2 separate regions of the Homo sapiens genome follow, and region 1 is linked to region 2. Evidence: chromatin loops called from intact Hi-C (ENCODE). Cell type or tissue: mammary epithelial cell. All regions are shown on one strand.

Region 1 (8,000 bases), 250 kb after region 2:
AGTTAAGTTTTAAGATAGGAGTAATTACAGCCTGTGTGTGTGCGAATGGAAATAATCCAGTAGGGAGAAAGTTTTTGATAATGCTGCACCATACAGACAGAGATCACTGCAGGAGAAAAGCCTCCAGTAGCCGACCTACTTCTCAAAGCAGAGTTCCCACATGTGGTCTGCAGCTCCCTGCCAGGCCACAGGAGCTCCCACAGTGGGTCACAGTGACCCCTCATGTCTCTTCTTCACTTCTTACAGGCAAGTGACTCCTGCTTCTATAGACTCTCATACTTTTGGCTTAGAAGGGTTACTTACTAGTAACGTAATAAGTGAGTCATGAAAAGTTACTAAAATGTACTATCCATAAACTAAAATTACCTAGGACTCTGACTGTGTCCTTTGCTAAAAAACCTGGCTGCCACACAACACTTGGCAACACTGTCAAGCTCCTACCCTGCAAGCACACTTGCAAATGGTTAGAATTTCACAACTTTCCGGAAGGGCTCATGGCTACGACTTCATCAGTGTTGCCCACTGGCTGTGGTTTTTGTTTCGTTACTGATGGCCTTGCTATTTTTATTATAAAAGCTTCTTTTAGTTTAGCTTTAATGTGACCATTCACCTTTTAGTGGGTTGCTAGGTTTACTTCACAGTCTACAATAATCCAGATTGGCAGCGATAATATTTAACCTGCAATTTTCCTGTATTTCATCAAGGCCGTCTAAGTTTGATGTTCAACCCTTAATCACTCATATCCCTATGATGGGCTGTTAGCAAATATCAGCTACTTTCATAAGTAAAACAAAACTATTGAGAGTTATTTTTAAGTTTTTAGGAAATTGTTTTATAGTACAAAAATCCTTTAGTATGTTCATATTCTTTTTTTTTTTTTTGAGATTGAGTCTCCTTCTGTTGCCCACGCTGGAGGGCAGTGGCACGATCTTGGCTCAATGCAACCTCCACCTCCTGGGTTCAAATGATTCTCCTGCCTCAGCCTCCTGAGTAGCTGGGATTACAGGCACCTGCCACCACACCCAGCTAATTTATTGTAATTTTAATAGAGACAGGGTTTCACCATGTTGGCCAGGCTGGTCTCGAACTCCTGACCTCAAATGATCCACCCACCTTGGCCTTCCGAAGTGCTGGGATTACAAGTGTGAGCCACCGCGCCCAGCCTAGTATGTTCGTATTCTAAAGTAACTACTAAGTGAATCATTTATGTATTGCTAGCAGCACGGCAAATTCAATCTGTTTTATTTCTTTCCATTCTTTATAATCCTTGAGTTTTTTCCTGAGTGGAAATTTGAGGGGAGGGGAGAGCACGAAGTCTTATACCCTGCCTGTGAGTGCCACAGTCAAAAGGTTCAGGGGCCCCAGTTCTACAATTCTAGAAGGGGTTTTAGGACTTTTCAGGACAGACCTTCATGCCAGCGCAGGCAGAGTTTATAACTCTCCAAATCCTGTGAACAGCGGTTTTCCTAATTCCAGCCTGGCCCCCACAAGTGCCCACAGCTATTCCTTCCTTCTTCTTAAGAACCAGCCCAGAGTAGGCTGTGGCTGTGCACAACAGGGAATAACATCCCATTTTTCTGGGCTGCATCTTTCATTTTTTTCTTGCCCCTTTGGCTTCTCTCTTCTCCTTGCCCCAAGATTTAGACTTACTGCTCTAAATATAGCTTCCAACAGGTGTGCAGCCAGGGTGGGGAGGCTGTGGTCCAGCTGTCCCCAGACACATGGATTCTCTCCAAAGGCCTTGCTGGGCCACAGCATTGGGAGGGACAAAAGGAGGCACAGCTTCTCATTCCCAGAGCAAAGCTGAGCCCAAGAGAGTGCGCAAGCTACCTCCAGACTAGGGAGAACTACTCCAGGTCAACAAGGAATCAGGAATTAGGTCCTATGTTCCCATTCGTGGCAGACATTGCCAGATGTCTACTCAATAACCGTGTCCTCCTTTCTTGTTAGTATAAACCTCATTTGTCAGGAAGGTGGGGGTGGAGAAAGGGATCAACAGAACAAAGAGTCCCAGCTAAAGACAAAACTAAATTAAACAGGTCAAGCGCAGTGGCTCATGCCTGTAATCCCAGCACTTTGGTAGGCTGAGGCGGGCAGATCACTTGAGGTCAAGAGTTCAAGACCAGCCCGGCCAACATGGTGAAAACCTGTCTCTACTAAAAAAAAAAAAAAAAAAATTAACCAGGCGTGGTTGTGCGCACCTGTAATCCAAGCTACTTGGGAGGCTGAGGTAGGAGAATTGCTTGAACCCAGGAGGTGGTGGAGGTTGCAGTGAGCAGAGATTGCACCATTGTACCCCAGCCTGGGTGACAGAGCAAGACTCTGTCTCAAAAAAAAAAAAAAAGGCTAAATTAAACATTATATTTTCTAGCCTACCTCTGGCCAATAAGACATACATACATTAAAAGGTTTCTAAGAAAGACTTGCTTTCCTCTCTTCCTGCCCACGTCCTGATAAGTGGGGCTGCAGCAGCCATCTTGTGACCATGAGGAAATGGCCAAGAGAAACAGAGACTGCGGATCCAAATCTTTGAACCACTAAAACACTACCACTACTTATCACTCTTGTTGTGTGGGGTTAAAAAAATAATAAATACTTACAGGTTTAAATTCCATCTCTTGACTGAATGCAAGTCCTAATGGATAAACCATCTGATATGGTATGGCCTGGCTCTGTGGCCCCATCCAAATCTCATCTTGAATTGTAATCCCCATATGTTGAGGGAGGGATCTGGTGGGAAGTGACAGGATCATGGACACGGTTTCCCCCATGCTGTTCTTGCGATGGTGAGGGAGCTCTTATGAGATCCCATGGTTTACAAGCGTGGCATGTCCTCCACGTGCTCTCTCTCCTGCCACCTTGTAAAGAAAGTGCCTGCTTCCCCTTTGCTTTCCACCATGATTGTAAGTTTCCTGAGGCCTCCCCAGCCATGCAGAACTGTGAGTCAATTAAACCTCTTTTCTTTATAAATTATCCAGTCTCAGGTAGTATCTTTATAGTAGTGTGAACATGGACTAATGCACTATCTTTCACCCAGGGCATGGGGCTGGGCAGGTAACTGAAGACATGCCTGTTTGATATCATCCCTCCTTCCTCCCCTGCTCCTCTTCCCCCTCCTCCCTTATCTCCTCCCTTTCCCCCTTCCTCATTGAGACTGTACTCTGCACCAAGCTCTGGGCCATGCCCTGAGAGAAAGGAGTGAAACTTCAGGTAGCCCTGGGGAGAGCCTGCCACCTGCTCTACAGGGCTGATCTTATCCCCAGAGATAAGCTTGGGTCTCCTAGGTGATTTCTATGGCTTCTCCCTCTGCATATGCTTTCTTTCTCTTCTTAGGGGGGCAGGTGGTAGAGAGGGAAGAGCATAAATCTCTGTCACAGCCCTGTGTTTGAATCCCAGCTCTGCCCCCTATTGGCTGTGAGATCCAGGAGAATCACTGAGTACAGTTTAAGTGTGAGCTCCTCTGAACAATGAACTGCCCTGTGGATTAAATGACACAGCAAGAGTTTACCCTTAGTGGGTGCCTACTCTGGGCCAGATGACTTTTAGACATGATTTCTGATCATCAGAGGCAGTGCTTTTTAAATTTGAAGGTGCAAAGAATCACAAGGATCACAAGGAATGTGCAAGGATCTTGTTTAAAGGCAATTTTGATTCAGGAGGCCTGGGGTGAGGCCTGAGATTCTGTACTGCTAACAAGCTCTCAGGATGCAGCTGGTCTACAGACCACTCTCTGAGTATCCAGGCTTACATATAAATACATGAGGTAGGTCAGAGGTCACAAACTCAAATCCAGAGGGCCAGCAGCAAAACTCACTCTGAGCAAGAGGTGCTGGTGGGACCATGGCAAACTGAAGCAGGGATGCCTTGTCTGAAGGAGGTAGCCCTCTGCAACCTCACAAAAAGGTGGGCTCAGCATTGCCAAATATTTCCCCTCTTTTCCCCCAAAGAAACCAACATTCCAGCGTTCCTGATTGTAAACAACAAATTCAACTTTTAACAGCTTCATTGAGGTATAACTGACATACAACACACTCCAGATATTTGAAGTTTACAAGTTGGTAAGTTTTTATATTTGTAAACACCCGTGAATAAACTCAATTTTTTCAAAAAAAACCACTCAGTCAGCTGACTAAACATAGTTGCAGATCAGATAACAGGCTGTAAACCTCCAATTGCATCCTCTGAAATAGGACTAGTACTTCCACTTTAAGATGTGATCACTGAGAACTAGAAAGGTGAAGTGACCATCCTAAGGTCACACAGCCTGCAAGGAAGGTGTCAAGGTTCAATCCTGGATCTGACTCCACAGTTCATGCCCTCCTCCTTCATCCTCTGCCACCAAGGAAAGTCTCTCATGTCACCTGTCTCTGGGACTATAACAAATAAAGGATGACTCCCTGCCCCCTTCTCCACTTCTCATTCTCAGGAAATGATCTCTAAAGTACAAAGGCTCAGCTCACACATGTAACCCTAGAAGAAGTAATAAAACAGGTTCTGCTGAAATCATGAACACTCCTAGAAAATGGATCCAACTCCAGAAGTCTCTGTTCTGACTCCCAAAGCACAGCTCTGGGGGGCTCTCTGCAGCCTAATGACTCCTGTGGGAGAGCCCAGGTCCCCAGAACACACATAGAGGGCAGGAACTGACCAAAGCCCTCAGGGAGCAGATTCCAAATCAGGGAGAATGTTACTTCAGCTACAAGTAACAGAACGCCTCAACTCAAAGTATCTTAGCATGTAAGAGGGTTTATTACCTGATAGATCAGGAAACACGGAGTTGGGAAGACAGGATTCCAGACACGGTACTTCAGCACTCTGACTCTCTTCTCAATGGTTTTCTGAGAGTTGCCCCACTCTGTGTATTGGCTGGAAGCAAGGTTGCCACAGAAGTTCCCAGGCATCACAGCTGGACAAAGAAGAGAAACCATATTTTCCTGAGCTATTTATTAGAAGTGAGGAAACGTTTCTCAAAAGTCCCCCTGCAGACTTCCCCTCATGTCTCCTGTAGTCTTTCCATGGCCTGAACTTCCTCACACTATGGAGATTAGGTTCCAAGGGCAAGCACTGAGAGAGAGAGAAAGAGAGAGAGAATATAAATATGCAAGTGGGACAGATGTCACATCTCCTTTCATGACCTAGCCTCAAAGTCATGCAGCATCACTTGCACCACATTTAATTCATCAAGGCAGTCACAAAGGGCCATCCGGCTTCAAGGAGAGGAGACACAGAATCCACATCTTGATGGAGCAGTAGCAAGTTCTCAAAAAACAGGAAACAGATTGTGGCCACTTTGGGAAAATATAATTTTCCACATAAAGGGATCTCATCGCTGTTTGCCTGGCCCCCCTCACACAGCTCACTCCCATAGCCAAGTCTTACTGGGCAGGATGGAGACCACCTGTAGAACACTCCTGCAAGGGTTCCCTTGTCAACACCCACATTTCCCTGAAATGAATGGCTGGTTTCCCTCGGGACTACAGTTCTAACCATGGCTGATGTTGAGAAAATCTTACATGTAAATCTCCTGAAACAAGGGGCTAATGTTGGCCATGGCACTAGAATTTAACACTTCTGTCTTGAGCTAGACTCTGTTGTCTACTCTTGTCAGTCTCTGTGTTGTATCTGGGGACGAACTTTCTCATCTCAGAGGCCAGAGCCTCCAGTTTGCTTTGTTTAGTGCCAAGTTTGTCCAGATACTGTTGATACTAGTCTGTTTCAGAATTTTACACTTATTTGAACATTTACTTACTTTTACTAATCTCTACTGCTAAACTCTGAGCAGTTAATACTCTACATAATATCTAGGTACCAAGGTGAGCTTTGTCTTGTAATGATTACAGAGGATTTATGAAAGACAGCTCAGGCCAGTCTCTGATGTCTTAAGTTTCCTCTCTAGCTGGCTAACAAGATATCTATGTGGAAAGGGGAAGTACAAAACACACTACTTCTTTTTCAAAGTCCTTATCACAATTGTAAATAATCATTTGGAATAATTATGTGTTTAAGATGGTCGTACATAGGTTCTAAAATCCCTATCAGTCTTGTTCAAGCCTAGCTTGCCTGGAACATGGAAGGTGTTCAATAGATGTTTGCTGAATATTACAGGATAGAATGAAGCAGTAGAAATTAGGAAGGTAGCAGACCCTGTTGGTCACTTCCCTGTCAGTTATTCCTTCTTTCTTAGCTGTGGCAGGCACTGTAAGCCTATGTGAGATAACCACACAGGGCTCCATCAGTAGCTAAAGCAAGTGCTGTGTTGATGACATTGTAATATATATTAAATCATATGTTATTTCCTCAATTAATAGATTGAAGGTAAGGGAATAAACAGCACAGCCTCACACCCATTCTCTTCCTCTCTGATGTTTCCTTCTTAAGAAACAAACACATGGCTTCATTACCAACAAGCTTAGGATAAATTAATAGGAGCTGAAATCCATGAAATTAGATTCACTTTTCTAATTAGCTGGAGAGTTCACAGATACCAGGGCGGTCTTTATCACGGGCTCTCTTCTCCTTGGGATGGGGATAGGCATTTGTGATCTCAGAAAATTAAACCCTCCCCCCTTACATTCTACAAAAAAATTTCTGATTGAAGTGTAAATGTGAATTTCCTTTGGCCACCTGGAAGATCATTTTGAAGTTGTGAATCTTGAGCAAATTGCTCATTAATTCCACCCTGTGTTTGAGAGATTGTGTGATACGCAATTTCCATTTTCAAAGGAATTGTCTTATACTAATAATGTCCTCAGATTATTTGGCACCCTCCATGGAGTTCAAAGTGATTTTGAGACCTTTTGTCTTTAATTCCCACATGCCAAAGAGAGAAAACGGGGGGCCAGGAGAGAAAGTAACTGCTTTCCAGATAGCCAAGTGAAGGAGGCTGAGGTCAGGGAGCCAGGGGCCAGGAGAGACAGAACAAAGTTGTCAAGATGACCCAGTGGGTCAGTGGCAGCCCCAGAGAATCCCAACTCTTATTTCATTTTCTCCTCCAGCCAACCAACCACCCCAATTATTTCCTAAGATTCTGAAACTGTCCAACAGACCCATGAGGCTCAAAGCAAGGACTCTGGAGGCCTGGCCCTGCCTCTTCTAAGGATTCACTACATGACTAAAAATGGCAAAATTTGCCCAGTGAAAGAACGGGCTCCCTGTCCACAACAGCTAGATGCCCAGTTTCCAGGAGTCCTTTCATTCACGCATGCATTCAGTTATATGACAACTTTTTATTGAGCACCTACTATGCACCAGACACTGTTCTGAGTGCTGAGAATATAGAAGTGGATACATGAACAAAAATCTTTGCCCTCACAGAGGCTATCCCAGTGGGGAAGGCAAACAATGAACAAAAGAAATAAGTAAAATATAAGTTTTGTTAATAGTGATAAATGCTAGAAAGAAAATAAAGCAAGGACAAGGGACTTAGTGTCAATCCCAATCAGGGTACAAGATGGGTTGAATTTTTAGTTGGGATAACCCGGGAACACTGCACTGAAAAAGTCCAGGAAGAGAAGAAAGATCACAATGAATACTATGGAGGGTATCACAGCCTTGGACCAAACATGGGACCAGGTATTTCCTACAGTCTCTTCTGAAATAAATTCATTCCTCTCTCACGCATCTATGCAAGTATTCTTCAGAGGGTTGTAGGAGTTAAGAAATTAATGAATATTTGTACAGGGTTGAATAGTGTGCCCCCCAAAATGCATGTCAACCCCAGGACCTCAGAATGTGACCTTATTCGGAAATAAGGTCTTTGCAAATGTAATTTGCTAAAATGACATTATATTGGTTTAGGGTGGACCTTCTGGTATCCTTCTAAGAAGGCCATAAAGTGACACAGAGGACAAACATGGGGAAGATAGTCATGTAAAGATGGAGACAGATATTGGAGTGAGGCAACTACAAGACATGAAATGCCAAAGGTTGCCAGGGACCACCAGAAGCCAGGGAGACGCATGGAACGTGTCCTCCCTCACAACCTCCAGAAGGATCCAACT
Region 2 (8,000 bases):
TCTATCCAACCCCCACTTCTGCCCCAAACTTCCTCATCATCCATATTTCCTAAATCACTACCACTATCCATCCAGTTGCTTTGTTTCTCCATGGGGTCAGCTAAGGCCCCTGTATACCTGGTTCACGGTTTTACATCCAATGCCTAGAACAAGGCAGTTGTTGAATAAATATTTATTACCTAAAGATGAAACCTAAAACTATTAAAGAAGAAACTGTAGAAGACCTGGGGCCACTGAACACACACACACATTAAACACACACACATTAAACACACACACACACACAAAAAGAAAAAGGTAAAATTGAAACATAAATGGACAGTATAGCCATTGTGGAAAACAATATGAAAGTTCCTCAAAAAATGAAAAATAAAACTTCCCTATGATCCAGCAATCCCACCACTGGGTATATATCCAAAGGAAATGAAATAAGTATATCAAAGAGATATCTTCACCTCCATACTCACTACAGCATTATTCACAATAGCCAAGACGTGGAATTTACCCAGTGTCCATCAACAGATGAATGGATAAAGGAAAAAATGGTATATATACACAATGGAATACTATTCAGCCTTTAAAAAGGAGGAAATCTTCCCATTTGTGACAATAAAGATGAACCTGGAGGACATTTTAAGTACAATAAGCCAGGTATAGAAAAACAAATACTGCATGATGTCACTTAAATGTGTAATCTAAAAATGTAGAATTCATAAATGCAGACAGCAGAATGGTGGTTACCAGAGGTTGAAGGGTGGGGATTTGGGTGATGTTAGCAAAAGGATAAAAAATTTCAGTTAGATAGGAGGAATAAGTTCAAGAGGTCTATTGTACAATAAGGTTAGTGTAGTTAATATTATAACAATGTATTATATTCTTGAAAATCGCTGGGAGATTTTTTTTTTAATTATACTTTAAGTTCTAGGGTAGATTTTAACCATTCTCACTACAGAAAAACGTTAAGTATATGAGGTAATACATATGTTAATTAGCTCAATTTAGCCATTCCACAATCCCTATATATTTTAAAACATTATTATGTTGTCCACAATAAATATATTCAATTTTTATTTGTCAATGAAAATAAATAAAATAAAAAATAAATGAAAAACAGGCCAGGCATAGTGCCTCATGCCTGTAATCCCAGTGTTTTGGGAAGCTAAGGCAGGAGGATCCCTTGAGGCAGACACCTGAATACTTGTTGGGAGGATTAAAAAAGTTTATCTATAATCTAAGTACTGTTAATACTATTGTTATCCTCACTTTACAGATGAGGAAACAGAAAAATCATTATATAACTTACCTATGGCCATACAGCTAGTAATAAGGAACATAAGGCAGAATAACGAAGAAAATAACATGTACAGCACAGTATCACAAGTTAAAAACACACAAAACAACATTTCATATTTTATGTATTTAATGCATATTCAAAAACATATATAAAACATATTAGAGTAGAAGCCTAAGGAGACAAGGGAAATGGGACTGAGTGTGGCAGATGAAGGCAGAGTAAAAAATACAAAATAAGAGATATCTTGCACTGTCCAATGATAATGTATTGTGAACTGAACGCTGGGGCTACTCGACTTTCTATCTTTAAGGACCAAACTGTGTTTTATATATATATATGTTTTATATTTATATATTTATTGAATGTATGAATGCCAGAAATTTGGGCCCATCCTTGGCATCTCCCTCTACCTCTCCCCCTTCCATCCCATTCAATCACCAAGTCTTGTCTATTCTACCTCAAATATATTTGAAATATGGCAGCCTCTCATCACGCCCATTTACACTCTCTAGTCCAAGCCACAACTACCACAATTGCTTTCTAACCAACTGCCTGACCTCTTTTCAGTTTTGCCCTGCTCCAATTCATTTCTCATTAATCTGATCTGACACTGCTTAACTACACAATTCAACAGCTTTCCATTACTCTCATGATGAAGTCCAAAGTCCTTGATACACATCCAACAAGGCCCTGAATTATTTGCTCCTACCGTCTTTCCTGTTTTCATTCACACCACAGTCCCTTCTCTCACTACATTCCAGGCACTCTGTTATTTTCAATTCCTCATACTTGCCACTCTCCTTCCCACTTTAAAGGGATACAGACACACATTTTAGCCAGGGTCTGTATCTGTCAGATCTCAGCTGAAACGTCACTTCCTTAGGGAAGCTTTCTCTGATACACTAGCCAGGGTGAACTCTCCCTATTATGCACTTCTCCTTTATGGCCCTTAACATTATGTTAGATTACAGATTCTAGCTAGATTATAAACTCCAGGAGGACAAGAGACATTTTTATTTTCACTATTTTATCATGTATACCTAACACAGTGCCCATATATAAAATACTGATATGTATTAATAATTCATTTGAGGGTGATAAAACTGTTAGTCTATTTGCTAAAAGTAGTTTTAATATGCCTGCTAATATTTTTAAGTGAATAAACAAAATGCTTTCTTTCCAAAAAAAAAAATCCTTTGTTCTGTGAACTTCATCTTACTGTTTTTTCTTTGTTCTGTGAACTTCATATTACTGTTTTTTCTGTGAATCAATGACTATCCACATTGAAATTTTAGAAAAATTAACAGCAATCTTCTCTTCTCAAAAGCTCATCTTCAAATTTAAGGAGAGTACATTCTCAATGTGTGCAGAATTTATTTCAGCTCAGTAATTCTACAAATGTCATCTTATATTACGATGCGGTAGACAGAAACACATCAGTCAAAATTTACCTACTCTATCGCATTTAAGTAACATTTTCTCAGTGAAAAAAACTTAGGGGAGGAAAATGTTACATATCTAAAGAGCTTAAGTAGACTCGACTCTAAATATTATGGCCACAAAGGCAAGAATCCATTATTAAATTCTTATCAAGTATTTAGGCTGGGCGTGGCGGCTCATGCCTGTAATCCCAGCACTCTGGGAGGCCGAGTTGGGCAGATCACCTGAGGTCAGGAGCTCGAGACCAGTCCGGCCAATGTGGCAAAACCCCATCTCTACTAAAAATACAATAATTAGCTGGATGCAGTGGTGCATGCCTGTAGTCCCAGCTACTCGGGAGGCTGAGGCAGGAGAATCACTTGGGCCCGGAGCAGGGAGTGCGGAGGTTGCAGTGAGCCAAAATTGGGCTACTGCACTCAAGCCTGGGTGACAGAGCAAGACTCCATCTCAAAAAAAAAAAAAAAAATACTAGTATTTGGCTGGGTGTGGTGGCTCATACCTGTAATGCCAGCACTTTGGGAGGCTGAGACAGGAGCTCAAGACCAGCCTGGGCAACATAGTGAGACCCTATCTCTACAAAAACTTTAAAAATTAGCCAGGTGTGGTGGCATGCACCTATGGTCCCAGCTACTCTGGGGGCTAAGGTGGGAAGATTGCTTGAGTCCAGGAGGTCGAGGCTACAGTGAGCTGTGATGGTGCTACTGCACTCCAGTCTGGGTGACAGTGAGTCCTTGTCTCAGAAAAAAAAAAACAAAACACTTAGTACTTGCTGTAATATTTCACCACCAGGTGGCAGATCCATACTACGTTCTGGAAATGTTTTTATCAACCCTGATAAGTTAGTCCAATTAGAAGGAATTTTAGGAAAAGTAAAATAATTTTAACTGTATTTGAACCTGAGCCAGTTAACCACAGGGTAGTTACAATTGGCCCTCAGAACATTATACTTCTATTTAACTGTAAATTTGTCCCCAGGCCATGCAGAGTACCTAATTTTCTTTAAAGAGAACAGAATATTAAAATGCAGTTTTAAAATGTGATTATCTATAGTCCAGTCATTCAAAATCCTGAGAAGTCTAAGAGGAGTTTGAATCCCAAAGTAAAGGGAACATGAAATGAAAAGGTAGAAAAAAATACAGGTGAGACAATGAGAAAAAGGGGAGAGAGATGAAACATCTACCAAACCAAGAAGCTAGCAAAACCCAAGTTACAGCAACGCCCTTCAAAAATGAACATGTCTGTGTTTTATGTGTTCAGCAATATATTCTAATTAATAAGATAAAGACTTTAATCTCAAGTCAATCAGTTAATTATGAAATTGACTTTTCAAATTTTTCAATAATTCTAAAATTCTTAAAATGTATTATTATCAAGATGAAATATATTATCTTGAAATGACTCTTCAGTTATTTTAAAATGCTATTGAAAACGCTATTTGCAAATGCATCCTTGAAATCTAAGGAGAACACCTTAATTTGTTTACCACCTTGGCTGCAGCACACCTTTCCCTCCACTGTCCTTCTTCCAGTCCTACCCAACTTCTCCCGCCTCTTTCTGGCCCATGTTTGCAGGGAGAAGAGATGACCCCTGACACTCAGAAAGAGATCCCTGGCCACTATACACACCAGTCAATGGTTCAACTTCCTCACTAATGCTTCCTTCCTCATGTCCTTTAATCCACTAACCAAATCTACCTCGGCCACAATTAGAAATCAACACCCAACCTCTACCATGAACCAAGGCTGACCTGAGTTTTGTGAAATTTGAAGCATATATAATTTGAGGGCCTTTTTGAAGAAAAAAAAAAATGGAAAAAAATTTTTCAATTTTGCAAATGTTACAAAAATATGTAACTAACAAACACACTACACTGCTAGAGCCTCTCCCAGATCCTAGAAGAGGTCTATGCAAGTGAGGGGATCCAGGGCTCACCAACTTAAGGGTAAATTGTCTCTGCCATGAAGACATGTTGAGGAAAAAACAAGCCTATAAACTCTGTTTGTTAAATAAAACAACTAGTACACCAATTCCATTCAATAAAAGAAAGGCACTGGCTAGAGAGTTACAGTGTTCACAGTTACTTTAGAACAAACTGGCTAAAATTAAGGACAGATAGAAACTGTCTAATGGCAACAAGAGAGCAAAGCACAGAGAAGAAAAAATGTGAGTGGAATCAATGGGGGAAAGGCATACTCATCCACTTCTTTCATACTCCTGAAGCTTATTGCCATCAATTATTTGTAGGTCTCCCCCAGGAACAGTTTTCCCTACTGGGTTATTTACATAACCTAACTTCAGAAAGCTCTCACTTTTCTTCCCTGACAAACAAAAAGAGAGAGAAAAAACAATTCTCAAACAACTTTGCTTTGAGAATTTTTCTTTCATTTATACATCATATATTCCATCATTCTATTGACCAAGGTCCCTATCACTATTAGAAGAAAGTTGCCAAATCTCTCATTCCTTCCTCTAATACAATCTGCTTTGATATATGCAAAGGTCTCAGAAGCTTATCTGACTGAACAAGAACACAAGTTCTCATTTCCTAATAACTTCCTGAATATTTTATTATCGTTTCCGCCCAGGAAATTTATTCACTCTATGTAGCTCCAACACAAACAGTTCATTTCTGAAGGGAAACTATTCAAGTATAGCAGAAACTCATATAAAAGAGTACTTCCAATAGGCTGTTGTTAAACTATGTATCCGAGTGAAAAAATGAGTTGAAAATACATATGAATTTAGAAATACACAAAAAATAAAGAGAGACATTTATTTAAAATAAAAATATTTTCCCATACTAATTGATTAAATACAAAGAAAACCCACTGGCCTATTTGATTGAATAGTACCAACAGCAAAATTGATTGAATAGTACACTTAAGATCTAGATTTACGTTTCAACCATACCTACATTTCAACTATAACGCAGTAAAAATATATTTTAAAAGTCCAAAAGTAAGATTTGAGTAATTTTGGCCATTAGCGAGAAAAATTATTGGTACTCTTTTCAAGGGAAAAAGATTTCTAGAAATTGCCTTAAATGTCTTAACATAATTTGTATTCCTAGGGCCACAATTTTGGGCCTATTACATGGCATAATAGCCTACAATACATGCCAAACTTCACAGTAAATCCTCTCTGCTCTTTGGAGCTAAGGATGTGGGGCAGTAAACAACCAGTAACAATAAGATTCCAAAACAAAATCTATTTGGGCATTCTCTTTGCCATACACAACTCTGAACAATTAAAAAAGAGCTTCTTTCCTTTCTCTTTGAAATAGAGGAAGTAGTCTGACTAAACAAAGGGTATAAGAGATAATGCACTTAGAAAGAAAGGGAATTCCAGGAGGGAAAACCACACTGTTTAGTATTTCGTAATGCAGCAAGCTGGTTAAGAGCCTGGCCTGAGTTCAAATTCCTGCTTGTCATTTACTAGGTATATAACCACAGATTAAATGACTTACTATATCAACACACTTTTTAAAAATCTCCAGCACACAGTGCTTTACACATGAGAAAACTAAAGCACAGAGAGGTTAACCAGCTTGCCTAAGGTCCCCAAGACCTTAGAAACACCCAGCGCTGCTAGTGTTTCTAGAGGAGGCATGAAGGAAGAGATCTGCAGAAAGATACAAGGAAAATACAGCTAACTGTATCTTAACTCAATAGAAACATAGAGCATCTACTGTATCTGTGCAACCAACGGTTGCCCGTGCCACACCCTACACCTCAGTGTCCCTAAAATCTTTTAAGAACACTTTACTGTGTGTTAGACCTCTTATTTAGCAGGACGGTAGGAAACACTGCCATTGTTTTAGATAAACAGAGCCCTTTGTGGACTGGGGCTGGGAAATGAAACTAGACCAGCCACCTATACTGCTCCTCCTGAATCATCCTTGAAGACATCAGCATGAAAACCAACAAATTTCAGGTGATAAAAATCTACAGAACATTCAAACATCCACTGTGTTTAATACGGCAACACAACTGAATACAGTATATCACAGAAAGCATTCTACATTGTCAATATCCTTCTCCCTGCTTCTCCTGCAGGGATTCTCTAGCTTACTTGAACAGGGAACACTTTCCCCTCCCCTAATATAAAACTATTAAACTACTAGATTAGAAGAACAATGGTCCATGAAACACCAACTTGGGTAAACAGCCTAGACTGAACCCACTCTTCCAATTCACAGTATACACCACTGTCAGATCAAGGACGCTTCTTTTCTATCCCTTTCTTGTGCCACTTCACATCACCACCCTAAACCTCCAAGTAAATTACTTTCTGTTGCCCATATCACCAATGCTTTCCCACTTCTGGATGTTTGCTCATTATACTTCCTCTCCCGCTTCCCATCGCCATAGGTCTGTCTCCACTGCTAAGCCAGGGCCAACATCCTGCGCAATGGACAGAGGAACCATGTACCCAGCCTTCAAGATCTATCAAATTCTATCATCCCATAAAGCTTACACTGAGTTGCTTCATGGAAGTAACCTTCTCATTTTTAGAAAACCCAAAGCACTCTGCACCCCTTTTACAGCATATATCACCTTCTCCTCAGCAGTATTATTTTTACGTATGATATGCCATTTGTTAGACTGGTAACTTATTTCTCCCGTTACCTAGCACAGTGCCTCATACATAGCTGCTCAATAAATGCTTGTTGAATGAATAAATGAGTCTGAGAATCTATTTCCCATCAGAGAATCATAATTAGTTTTTGCTAAACACAGTTAAATAGACTGGACTTCTCCTTCAGAGAACACAAACTATTTGAAATTGCCAAGAGCTACATCTTAAATCAGAGAAAGTCACTGAGCTGTACAGCAGAACTTCATTCACACAAGCTTCCTTGTACTTACTTGTTTATGTGTTCTTCTCTGTGAAACAGGCCTTTATACTGCCAAAACTGAGTAGGGTGGAGAACATAACTAGTTTAATTTGTGTTTAAAAATATGCAGTCAATTAGAATGTAGTTATGACAACCTGAAAACGGTGGCTCATGCCTGTTATCCCAGCACTTTGGGAGGCCGAGGTGAGTGGATCACCTGAGGTCAGGAGTTCAAGACCAGCCTGGCCAACATGGCAAAACCCCATCTCTACTAGAAATACAAAAATTAGCCAGGCGTGGTGGCGGGCACCTGTAATCCCAGCTACTCGGGAGGCTGAGGCAGGAGAATCACTAGAACCTGAGAGGCAGAGGTTCTGGGGAGCTGAGATCATGTCACTACACTCCAGCCTGTGCCAGAGAGAGAGACTC

The links. A loop is a pair of places that touch in the nucleus more often than their neighbours do. Peaks named below come from ENCODE experiments on the same cell type or tissue, not always from the same donor. Only the 100,000 strongest peaks of a DNase experiment are listed, where the experiment ranks them.
Region 1: it touches region 2 in a loop (14-fold over the local background); 2 of 110 quality-filtered maps call a loop at or near these places.

Annotation. Positions count from the first base shown.
Region 1 is chr15:72,830,854-72,838,853 of GRCh38, reverse strand. LOC107984801 (a long non-coding RNA gene) reads right to left here and starts at 4,906. Exons shown (of 3, transcript XR_001751596.2): 1 at 4,755-4,906. RefSeq lists an enhancer at 3,323-3,824. In mammary epithelial cell, a CTCF peak has its summit at 3,402 (motif pointing left); no DNase peak of the experiment used is centred here.
Region 2 is chr15:73,077,068-73,085,067 of GRCh38, reverse strand. All of the region lies in intron 1 of NEO1 (neogenin 1), which reads right to left. Among named protein-coding and RNA genes, the nearest start is that of NEO1, 29 kb to the right of the region's middle. In mammary epithelial cell, a CTCF peak has its summit at 3,523 (motif pointing right); a DNase peak (open chromatin) is centred at 6,117.